2 separate regions of the Homo sapiens genome follow, and region 1 is linked to region 2. The links are chromatin loops, found by intact Hi-C in ENCODE. Cell type or tissue: endothelial cell of umbilical vein. All regions are shown on one strand. Links, peaks and the distances in the headings refer to the core of each region. The heading gives the core; the rest is flanking DNA.

Evidence for each region. Peaks named below come from ENCODE experiments on the same cell type or tissue, not always from the same donor. Only the 100,000 strongest peaks of a DNase experiment are listed, where the experiment ranks them.
Region 1: a loop joins it to region 2, with 13 times the contacts of the local background. A loop is called at or near these places in 1 of 110 quality-filtered maps.

The regions. Positions count from the first base shown.
Region 1 is chr10:13,681,248-13,687,417 of GRCh38, reverse strand. All of the region lies in intron 15 of FRMD4A (FERM domain containing 4A), which reads left to right. Among named protein-coding and RNA genes, the nearest start is that of PRPF18, 97 kb to the right of the region's middle. RefSeq lists a silencer at 592-711. In endothelial cell of umbilical vein, for the core only: no CTCF peak of the experiment used is centred there; DNase peaks (open chromatin) are centred at 947, 2,827 and 3,307; H3K27ac peaks cover 3,408 bases.
Region 2 is chr10:13,982,066-13,988,235 of GRCh38, reverse strand. All of the region lies in intron 2 of FRMD4A (FERM domain containing 4A), which reads left to right. Among named protein-coding and RNA genes, the nearest start is that of FRMD4A-AS2, 6.4 kb to the left of the region's middle. In endothelial cell of umbilical vein, for the core only: no CTCF peak of the experiment used is centred there; a DNase peak (open chromatin) is centred at 3,465; H3K27ac peaks cover 2,688 bases.

The DNA.
Region 1 (6,170 bases), core at 838-5,837, 300 kb after region 2:
GAAGACACACAGCCCATTCATAGCTTGTCTGAAAGTGAGACAGAGCCTGAGATTTGTTCTAAGTGTTGTTTTGGGGATTTGCCATCAGAGAACAGCTCATTCATTCATTCATTTTGTTTTTTGAGATGGAGTCTTGCTCTGTCGCCCAGGCTGGAGTGCAGTGGCATGATCTCGGCTCACTGCAACCTCTTCCTCCCGGGTTATCTGCGATTCTCCTGCCTCAGCCTCCTGAGCAGCTGGGACTACAGTTGCCCACCACCACATTTGGCTAATTAATTTTTGTATTTTTAGTAGAGATGGGGTTTCATGATGTTGGCCAGGATGGTCTCGAACTCTTGAGCTCAAGTGAGCTGCCTGCCTCGGCCTCCCAACATGCTGGGATTACAGGCTTGAGCCACCACACCTGGCCAAGCCATCAGAGAACAGTTCTGATTTCAATGGGAGTTAGGAGAGTTAGTTTTTGTTCTCAGGCTTTTTAAGGAAAATAGCACAAACCCACTTAGGAAATACCCAGTGTGCTGCAGGGACGTGTGGCTTGTTGTATTAACCACTGAAACGAATAAATGGGACTGCAGCATTTCTTAAATGAGATGATGAGGCTGATCTTGGCTTCTCGACTAGAAGTCTAGGGCCATAAACGACCCATTCTCTGTAAAACTAAGGGATATGTTGTGTTTTCAAGTAGGAATTTGGCTGTGTGATTACTGAGATGGCCATTGAGTCATCTGCAGTGTGATCAGCAAGATTGCGAAGAATCTGGTGATGGATCTTGGGTTTAAAAAACGAGAAATGAAACAAAACTTGCAGTCTGTCATTGTACCCTGGCTCTGACACTTTCTGTTCTGGGAGAAAACAGGTTGTGCTAAACATGGGCCTGGCATTGCCTGGGATCCGTCCACATTCAGTCCTCAGCTGTTGACACACTCCCATTCTCTGAATGCTAGCACTTCCTCCCATTGTTAAGGAGTTTATTAATAACTAATGTAACAATGAGAGTGCCAGCTATCTGACATCTCTCCAAACAGAGAGGGGAGCTGATAGGCTCTGTCAGCGTCATGATGGCGGCTGTGTTCAGCTCAGAATTCACTGCCTTGCGCTGATATAAATCACACGACGTTTTTCGGTTTTGTCTTCATCCCTTCTCTTTTGTCCTTCCTCCTTCTCCTCCCTGTATCTCTGTTCCTGGCCTTTTAAAGTCCTCCATTACCCATGGCCTGTGGCCTCTCCTTTTAGGTCTAACAATGGACAGGATTCCAGGGGCCTTAATTTTGGTCATAGCCTCTGCTCTGCCCCAGGGCGCAGCCAAAGTCGGATTGTGCCAGGGTTTGTTTATGCTGGACCGTGTGCCCAGGGAGAGCTGCGAAATCTCTTTCTGGGGAATGGATGGTTCTGGACATGTTTGAGCAGGACTGGCCTGAGTCAAAATTGAGAGGGAGACAGAGTCGTTATCCCTTTCTGTTCTTATTTTGGGGGAAATAAAGACAAAGTCATTTACACAGCTATATTTATCCCCTGAGGTGTTACTAATAAAGGAGCATTTGCCCACTAAAGGGAACCAGGACCAAATGACAATGTATAACCTAAATGAATGACTTTCCAATGATAACTTTTTTTTGAGACAGGGTCTCGCTCTGTCGCCCTGAGTGCAGTGGTGCAATGCTAGCTCACTCCAGCCTCAAACTCCTGGGCTTAAGCGATCCTCCTGCCTCAGCCTCCTGACTGGGTAGGACTGTGATGAAATTTTAAATACTAAAAAGAGATATAACTATCACTTCCCACGAGCGTTTCTCTGTTCCCATTTAGGGCCAGCCCTCTGTTGCAGTGCTCCTTTGCTGGGAGCACAGAATGAGGATGACTGAAATTCACAGTTAACCTGCAAACGTTGGTATTGCAATAGCCTAACAAGCTTGGACCCAGAAGATAGGTCAGCTCCCTCATTTCACAGCCTAAGAAATGGAAACTGTAGGATTTACAAACCATAGTTTCAGCTGGGTATTTTACTGGATGCTGCTAATTTTTTAAAATGAATGTTCAGTTATTTTTTTCCATTCTCCTCTCTCTCTGTTAAATTACATTTGCACTCTTCACCGAGTGCCAGTGAGCCATGGAATCTAGCCAGAAAGCAAAGCTCTTCCAGAGACTCCCAGCCACCATCAAAAGGTGCTTGGTTTTCAAAGAGCTTCAATTTCAATGCTCTCTGAAATGAACTATTTTATTTCTAAAATTTCTAAGCCTGATGAAAAGTTCTCCAAGCATGCATTTTTTCATGTTAAAAATCACATCTAATTCTCTATAACAGTCCCCAGAGATGACACGTTTATCCTGCAGTCTGCAATGTGGCATTATTTCCCGTGGTCTCCTGGGACATCTTTTATGTAAGGAATTCATCACTGAGGATTTGTCAAGGAAATAAATATCTTTTTATCATAAAGAAGAATTCTAACCTTTTCCTCATATTTATTCCTGGGATGTCTGCCAAAACTTTTCCTTACAGCTTTTACTGATCTGCTGGGAATATACCGCCTTCTTCATTTTTTTTTTTTTTTCTCTAAGGTCTAAAGAGACGGATTGTCATTTCCCTTCTTTAGTTCTAGAACAACCGATTCCTTTCTTCTTTGGAGCATTGTTTGCTTTGAAGTTTCCCCTCCTTCCAGAGAGGAAAGCACCCCTTCTCTGTCTTCTGAAATCAGTGGCTGGTCATCAATATCCCCTCTGTGTCAAAAACAGATGAGCCACGCGTGGCTCCTGACAACGTCCTCCTGGCAGAATGTGCGCTCATATCCGGTGCTGAGTCGCCCAGGGTCTTCTGAACAATTGGAGCATTTCTGGCTCGCGGCTGAATGAGGCTGAAAGAGGCTGTCCTTCCATGTGTCTGCCGGCCGGGAGGAGAGCTGCTGTTTGTGCTGCTGGCGTTGCCTCCACATCCGCTCCTCCACACCCAGCTGTCCCCGGCTGGAGTCTGGAGTTCCCCGGCTGGAAGCTGGGAAACCCACAGTGACACAGGCAGTGTCTCCAGGGTCTCAAACAATGTTCATAGCATCGGGAAGTTCACTCCAAAGATTTCCAAATGCCCCCGAAAATGACTTTCTGACTTGGCGTGAGTAACTCCATCTCTCTCTCTGCTTGGATGGGAATTGTCTTTTTAGGGTCAGCCCTTTTTGTCTTCCTCGTTGGCCAGATTATTAGTGAACTAGTTCAATGAAAATCCTTTGGATTAGGATTGAAATGTGCTCATAAGGTCGCCAAAAACAACAGATTCTATCTTTAGTATCATTCAAGTAGATCATTTCCTCCCGATAACTGGGAGGAAAGATTTTTTGCTGGAGAACTGACCTGATGACACTGTTTTCCTGACAATAATTCAGAGGCAGGCTTAACCTTCTCAGAGAGGCAATAAAAAAAGTCACCCAGCTGGGTGCAGTGGCTCACGCCTGTAATCCCAGCACTTTGGGAGTCAAGGCGGGCAGATCACTTGAGGTCAGCAGTTGGAGACCAGCCTGGCTAACATGGTGAAACCCCATCTCTACTAAAAATAGAAAAATTAGTCAGGCATGGTGGCGCACTATAATCCCAGCTACTCGGGAGGCTGAGGCAGGAGAATCACTTGAACCCAGGAGGCAGAGGTTGCAGTGAACTGAGATCACACCACTGCACTCCAGCCTGGGCGACAGAGTGAGACTCCGTCTCAAAAAGAAAAAAAAAAAACTGGATGTGACCAGCTACAATTCACGTTAATTACCCAGTTAGCTCCCGGCTGTGGGTTCCACCTTCCACCTTCTACGGCAACTACTACCTGTCTCATTCTTTTTTTTGTCTGTTTAGAGACAGGGTCTCACTCTGTTACCCAGGCTGGAGCGCAGTGGTGTGAGCATAGCTCAGTGTACTCTCAAACTCCCGGATTCAAGGGATCTTCCTGCCTCAGCCTTTTGGGCAGCTGGGACTACAGGCGTTTACCACCACATCCAACTAATTTTTTTATTTTTTGTTTTTTTTTTTTTACAGATAGGGTCTCGCTGTGTTGCCCAGGATAGTCTCAAACTCCTGGCATTAAGCAATCCTCCCGCCAGGGCCTCCCAAAGTGCTGGCATTAGAGGTGAAAGCCACCAGGCCCGGCCTATTCTTGTGGCCTGCTCTCTTCTGCCTCCCGGCAGGCAGGTCTGAGCACTGGATGCATGTCTGCTGTTCGTGTCTCTCCCACACCACCGTGCACGTGGAAGGGGCTCCAGAGGCTTCTATTAGTCGGGCGTTGTGGCGCGCTGTAATCCCAGCTACATGGGAGGCTGAGGCAGGAGAATCACTTGAACCCAGGAGGCGGAGGTTGCAGTGAGCTGAGATCACGCCACTGCACTCCAGCCTGGGTGATCCAAAGAGCCCCTGCCCTGCTTCCTTCTCTTAGGTTTTGATGCTTGCACTATCACGCAAAGAGCCCCCACTTGGGAGTCGATGTGACTGCTTTCTACACAGGTTTACCAGGGCAGCCCAGCTGAGATCAAGACAGAAAGCTCCTACCCGTGTTGAGTTTTTATGCAAGAGGCAGAAGACAGAATAGCAGAGTTAGACTCCCAGTTCAGCCTCCTTATGACTCTGTGACCTTTTCTATGAAAATGGGAGGCCAGGCGCAGTGGCTCACGCCTGTAATCCCAGCACTTTGGGAGGCCGAGGCAGGTGGATCACAGGGTCAGGAGTTCAAGACCAACCTGACCAACATACTATATCTCTACTAACCCCATCTCTACTAAAAATATAAAAATTAGCCGGGCGTGGTGGCGTGTGCCTGTGGTCCCAGCTATTCAGGAGGCTGAGGCAGGAGAATCACTTGAACCCGGGAGGTGGAGGTTGCAGTGAGCCAAGATCAGGCCACTGCACTCCAGCTTTGGTGACAAAGCGAGACTCTGTCTCAAAAAAAAAAAAAAAAAAAAAGAAAGAAAGAAAATGGGAATGATGTCTCTGTGAGGATTCAATGAAGTGCAGCAGGTAGGAAGCTCCTGTTTAGGAGTTCTCTAAAAACTCATTTCCTTACCCTTCTCCTCCTGAGCTTCCTGAATTGATGTGGCCACGGTGGGTGGTACATCTGCAAGCATTCTACGTTTCCTTGCTTGTCCACGAAATGGACTTTCTCATCTACATTTTGAAGCTCTCTGAATTGGGGTGCAGACTCCTAGTAAAGGCTAGGAATAGTGGCGGGGGAGGGTTTCAGACGGGGTCTTGCTTTGTTGCCCAGGCTGGAGTGCAGTGGCGCAATCACAGCTCACAGTAGCCTCAACACCCTCTGCTGAAGGAATTCTCCCATCTCAGCCTCCAGCGTAGCTGAGACCACAGGCATGCACTACCACGCCTTACTAATTTTTTTTTTTAATTTTTGTAGAGACAAGGTCTGGCTATGTTGCCCAAGATGGTCTCAAACTCTTGGCCTCAAGCAGTCCTCCCATTTCAGCCTCCCAAAAGTGCTGGGATTATAGGTGTGAGACACCACCCCAGCCTCACTTTTTAATAGAAAGAGTAACTGGTATTCATGTAACACTTAATATATTCTCACCTCTCTTCCAAGCATCTTCTAAGCGTTCTCTTTTAATTCTCCCAACTTCTGAAGAAGTCCTGTTTTCATTCCCATTTTACAGGGGAGGAAACAGACTTCGAGAGGTTACACAACCTTCCCAAGTCCCCACAGCTGGTAAACGGCAGTGCTGGAACACACACCCAGCCCTATTACCTCAAAACCACTGGTGTGAGCTTTGGCTTTAGAGGAAGCTACATAACAGTTTGTGTCTTCTAAAGAATATTCAGAATACTCTAATAAATCTGAGTGTTGCCTGAAACTTTACAAAAATATATATATATACACATATACATATATACATACATATATATATGTGCCTTTCACAAACCGTATTGAGATCACCTCTGTTTTCCCCTTGACTCCTACACCAACTCATGTTTGGACAACCCTTTCCAGGTAGCACTTAGCTACTGTTTTCTCAATCAATAACCTTTGAAATCTCGCCCTTCTACCTAGAATAAAGAGGTTCCATCCATCTTCTACTTCATTAATCCCAGAGACAGCTCAGATTAAACTCTGTTTAGCTTTTGAGTTTACAAATATTTGCTTCGGTCTGTTGATGAAGCAGTAAATCCTTTAGGCACTGGTTAATGATGAGACACACCCTTCCAGC
Region 2 (6,170 bases), core at 792-5,791:
CTGTAACTCCTACATGACCAAATGGGAGTCTTTACGGTTGTGTATAATACTAAAGAAGTGTTCTGCATGGATACGAGGCATATTGTAGCCTTTAGATATGAAGTACATTATTTTCACTCCTCTGTTTTGTGTAACTATTAAATAAGTGGGCCTGAGACACTGCTTTTGCCTACTGTCTGATCAGATTTTTTTTATTTTCTAGCGTATATCAAATGTGCTTGTTTCTGTTAAATTGAGAGTCCCCTCTTTTAAAAAAGAAAAACTGAAGTGTTTATTTTTTGGCCACGATGACATTGAGTGCTCCTGGTTTGGAGTGATTTATTTTTTCTCTTCCTTTACAGCTGTGACCTAGTTAATTGTAGGTAGGAAGCAAACTCTGAAATCATTAGACCTTCTGCTTTGCTTAGAAATCTTGTTCTGTTAAATTGTACGATGTCCTCTTTAATAACAGGAAGTCAGGTCTCAGAATCAGCAACATTTGTGTTCTTTGTGCATCGAGTTAAAGAAAAGTAAGTGTGTCCCCTGCAGTTTCCTCGTGGTCGGGGAAGAGAGACGGATGAGTAAATGACCCATGGATGAGTCACTCATTTCTATAACGAGTCAAAATGCTCTGTTGGCCGCAGGTTGTAACCTCTGAATATTCTAGTCTCCCATCCAGAGACAAAGGAGGGAGTGATCAGGGTCTCAGCTTGGCTGCTTGGTTCCTGACGTTGGGCGAACTCAAGTACTGAAATATCACATCATTAAGAAATGACTTTAATGTAGAAATAAATGCATGTTACTAATATTCAGGCTTTTCAAGTCTGTAAGTGGGCCCTCATGGTGGAAGGAGACATCCTGTTACTTTAAACAAAATATTTCTTTTCACGATTTAACTTTTTCATGGGAGGGGTGGGAAAAAGTTGGGTGGAAGTTTCTTAAGAGTCGATTTTCCATTCTGCATATGGGGGAAGGATCGTTTATTAACTCCTTCCATGGGCCAGTTGCTCTGCTGGGGTTTCTATCCCACGATAGTTCAGAGGTAAAGTGGCAGATCTTTCGAAGCCATGTGAAAATATGAAGCTGTAAACATTAAGTACAGTGACGGACACAGCTTGCTTCTATTTCTCTCAATCACCCTAAGTCCAAGAACTAAGGTTGAGCTACGAGCCTAGATCTATGAGATCTGTGAGATCTGAGGGCCTAGATCTATGGCTCTCAAAGTGTAGTCACATAGCCAGAACATCAGCCTCTCCTGGTAACCTGTTTGAAATGCAAATTCCCAGGCCCTACAGACATGTTTTTCCATGCCCTGCAGGTGATTCTCATACAGGTATGAGAACCACTGACCGAAACCCTTAGGTTCCATTGTGAATTGAAGAACTCATCTGCAAGCCACCAAGACCTGGTGATCTAGGGGTCTACAGCAGTGGTTCTTCTCCTTGGCTGTACCCTAGAAACCCTGAGATGCTTCTCAAAAATAACAATACTGAGTCCCTCCCCCAGACCAATAAAATCAGAATCTCTAGGAGCGGGGTGCAGGGAAAAGCTTTTCTTTTTTTTTTTTCCTTATATTTATTTTATTTATTTATTTATTTTTATTATTATTGTTATACTTTAAGTTTTAGGGTACATGTGCACAATGTGCAGGTTAGTTACATATGTATACATGTGCCATGCTGGTGTGCTGCACCCATTAACTCGTCATTTAGCATTAGGTATATCTCCTAATGCTATCCCTCCCCCCTCCCCCCACCCCACAACAGTTCCCAGAGTGTGATGTTCCCCTTCCTGTGTCCATGTGTTCTCATTGTTCAATTCCCATCTATGAGTGAGAACATTTAGCGTTTGGTTTTTTGTCCTTGTGATAGTTTACTGAGAATGATGATTTCCAATTTCATCCATGTCCCTACAAAGGACATGAACTCATCATTTTTTATGGCTGCATAGTATTCCATGGTGTATATGTGCCACATTTTCTTAATCCAGTCTATCATTGTTGGACATTTGGGTTGGTTCCAAGTCTTTGCTATTGTGAATAGTGCCGCAATAAACATACTTTCTTAAAACTTCCCAGGGGACCCCCATGGGCAGCCAGGGCTGACACCCTGGGACCACAGGAAGGGAGGACCCAGGTGGGAGAGGGTTGCTGCCGTGGCTGTAATGTCTACGCCTGTGGAAGGGAGCCTGCAGTCATTGTGCAGAATCCAAGCAGCCCCTAGAAACTCTCAGTTCTAGACAAAAGAGATGACCAAAGCCACGGGTGGCTGCAGTGTCGGGACAGTGGGGCTGGGGAGGGGCTTCGTTTGGAGCCAGTTGGTGCTGTCCTGCCAGATTGCACCTTCTCATCCCTCCCAGCTGCAGGTGTGAAAAGCTGCCAGCCTGCTCAGTTCCTAAATCAGCATCGCCAGGGCTGGCAGACTTCTAGAGGGCGGCTGTACGCTAGTGAGCAGTGTAAACCTGCTCTAAAGCTTGTGTCAAAGGCTTAGGATGGGCCAGGGGCCCTCCTGTGCCCTAGGCTGTGGTTGTTTCTTCCCAAACCCAGGCCAACCCAGTGGGCTTATGCCCTCAGCCTGGACCTGTTCTCTGCTTTCCCGTGGAGACTGGTGCCTGCCAGGGCTGCGACATGGTTCCATGGCTGGCTTTTGCTAACCCTGCTCCCAGCTCAGGGCCCTTCTTCACATCTAAAAGGATCCTATTCTCTCTCCGGCATCCCAACCTTAGCATATGCCTGGCTTTCCAGGCTCTTAGGCCTGACCTGAACTCACACCCACTCCCTGAAGACTACCTACATTCAAGGAGATTTAAATGAGTCTAGAGCCAGAATCAGCCTGTAGCCACCAACCCCTCAAACCACCCAAGGCCAGTGGGAGGTGCTCAGCAGGCGTCCTCCATTCCAGCCTCCTTCCCTGTCCCATGGTCCTGAGTAGAGAGACCAGCTGACCTTACCACCAAGGCTCCAGGGTCCCAGTGAGCAGATCAGCCAGCCCCAAGTATGCAGGAGGAGGGACACCCGAGGGCGAGGCTGGGGCCTAGGGGCCAAACACGTGAGCCGGACTTCAGAGCTAAGCTCCCACTCCAGCCCGGAATGCGAAGGCAAACCAAGCAGACGGAGGAAAGGTCAGGGTGAGCCAGCCACCTTGGGAGTCAAAGGAGCACAGGGTTACCTGAAGCCCACACCAGCAGGGCTCATGAGGCTAAGCCACTCCTAGATGTCAGCAGGCATGTCTGTGGGCAGCGTCCCTGCCTGCTTCAGGAGTGGAGCAAGCGCTGCCTGTGGCAGAAATAGTAGGTGGGAAAGATCAGTATCTAACAGCACAGAGCTTCCCCCAAATTACACACAGGATTGCCATGGGATCCAGCAGTCTCACTCCTGGGTAAATCCCCAAAGGAATGGGAAGCAGGGACTTGGGGAGATATTTACACACTCTTAGTCACAGCAACGTGAGTCACAGTAGCCAAAAAGTGGAAACAACCCAAGTGCCCGCTGATGGATGAATGTGGTCTCTCCATACAATGGAACATTACTCAGCCTTAAAAAGGAAGCGAATTCTGACACATGCTACACCACGGATGAACCCTGAGCACCTTATGCTGAGTGAAATAAGCCAGTCACAAAAAAACAAATAATATGTTTCCTCTTATACGAGCTACGAAGAATTGTCAAACCGACAGGGACAGAAAGCAAAACAGAGTTACCAGAAGATGGAGAGGGGAGGAATAGGAAGTTACTGTTTAATGGGTACAGAGGTCGGTTTTGCAATCTGAAAAACTTCTGGAGATGGCTGCACAACGCTGTGAATATACTTAATGCCACTGAACGGCACATTTAAAAATGGTTAAAATTGTAAAGTTTGTATTACGTATATTTTACCACAATAAAAATAGGTCAGTATCTGGAACTGAAAGGGTTGGGGGTTGGATGCCCACAGGTAGGTGCTTCCATCCATCACACATGAAATGAGGAAGGGGCTGTTCACCTGGCCACAAGGGGAAACTTCACCCCTGGGCTCTGGACACACGTTCGACTTCATAAAACCCCGCCATGTGGGCTGCTCTGGTTTTAACGCTTTGAAATCTGTCCTGGGTTTTGCTGAAGGAGCTGGCGTGCCCCCTGCAGAAAGCACCCCAGGCCACTTCACCGTGGTCAGACTCAGGAAGGGGCCCTCAGACTTGCCCCTCATCAGTGGCTCACTACCGAGACCCCTAGTTCCAGCTGAGTGAGGAGCCGTGGTTCCCAGTTGTTTTTTTTTTGAGACAGAGTCTCCTTCTGCCACCCAGGCTGGAGTACAGTGGCGCAGTCTCGGCTCACTGCAACCTCTGCCTCCCAGGTTCAAGCGATTCTCCTGCCGCAGCCTCCCGAGTAGCTGGGATTATAGGTGCCCGCCATCATGCCCGGCTATTTTTGTTTTTTTTTTTAGTAGAGACGAGGTTTCACCACATTGGCGAATTTGGTCTCGAACTCCTGACCTAAGGTGATCCGCCTGCCTCGGCCTCCCAAAGAGCTGGGATTACAGGCATGAGCCACCGCGCCCGGCCCCCAGTTTATTAAGAAACATTAACAGATCTAACAGATGGCTCTCACCTCCTAGGTATCTCCTGGTCTCTGAATTCTAAATCACCACTTTTGTTTCTGCAACAAGAGGGAAATAACCAATACCTCAAACCAATTTCCTTCTTCTCTAGGGAATTATATTTTAGTATAATTTACCTCAAATTATACTACCCAGAAACATTTTTCTGGAAAAAAATATATATATATTCTGGGTTTTTTTGATGACTCGAACAATCAAGTCTAAGCTCATTGTCCTTATAGATTTTCAATGCCTTCATGGCCTAGGAGGATGTAATTACGTTTTTTTTCTATTGAAGCGTTAAAGGGCATTGCTCTTCTTTGCATCGGTCATTTCCCAGCTCCTGGCTTGTCAATTTCACGGTTGCCTCGGCTCAGGGGAGGATGAACTTTGCTTTATTGCAAATGAGGAAGAGGACTGCTTGCAAATTTAGGAACACATTGAGCCTTGGGTTAAGTAAATATTTCACTTATATGGGACACTTGGCCTCTGTCAGAAATTGGCGACCAGCCTGGCCGACATGGTGAAACCTCATCTCCACTAAAAATACAAAAATTAGCCTGGTGTAGTGGCACACGCCTATAGCCCCAGCTAGTTGGGAGGCCGAGGCAGGAGAATCCAGAATCACTTGAACCAGGAGGCAGAAGTTGCAGTGAGCCGAGATCTTCCCACTGCACGACAGAGCCAGACCCCATCTCAAAAAAAGAAAAAAGAAATTAAAAGAAAGAAATTGACAGGACAAAGAGGACCTGCAAATAGAGGGACTTCTTGTTGGCTGATGCACCTGTAGGGCGAGGAGAAATCTTTGCCTTTGCCCTCAGAAAGTTCGCTGAAAATTAGCTGACAAAATCAGTACATTCATAGAGGAAAAGGCATACAAATTTATTTGATCATACTTTTATGCGACACAGGAGCCTTCAAAATAAAGACCCAAAGATACAGGCAAACTGTCTATTTTTATGCTTAGGTTCAGTGAAGTATGGGCAGCCATGTAGATAATACAACTGGACAAAATGTGTCTAATGGACTGAGTGGGAAGACCCAGTAAGGCCTGTCTGTCTAGATTCTTCTTGGCCTCTCTGAGCAGCGTTCCTTCCTTCTGGGTATAGGGCAGGACCCTCTCTGGAATGGGGGTCTTATGACCTACAGTCAAACAAGGTAGGTCAGAGGATCCCTTCCCCCCCCTCCCCTCCCCTCCCCTCCCCTCCCCTCCCCTTCCCTTCTCAGGCTGAAGTACAGTGGTGAAATCACAGCTTACTGTAGCCTTGACCTCCTGGGCTCAAGTCATTCTCCTACCTCAGCCTCTCTAAGTGTTGGAATTACAGGCGCATGCCACCGTGCCCAGCTAATTTTTTATTTTTTGCAGAGATGGGGTCCTCCTATGTTGCCCAGGGTGGCCTCGAACTCCTGGGCGCAAGTGATCCTCCTGCCTTGGCCTCCCAAAGTGCTGGGATTACAGGCATGAGCCACTATGCCCAGCTGAGAATTTCTTTGTGTTTAGCTTTAACATAGAAAGATGTAAAAGGGGAAATTTCAAGTGACATTTTTAGGTTTTATGGCTGGCTTTGGGAAAAAAGGGTTCTGGTTTCCAGAAACCACCTTGGGGAAGAGGGATTC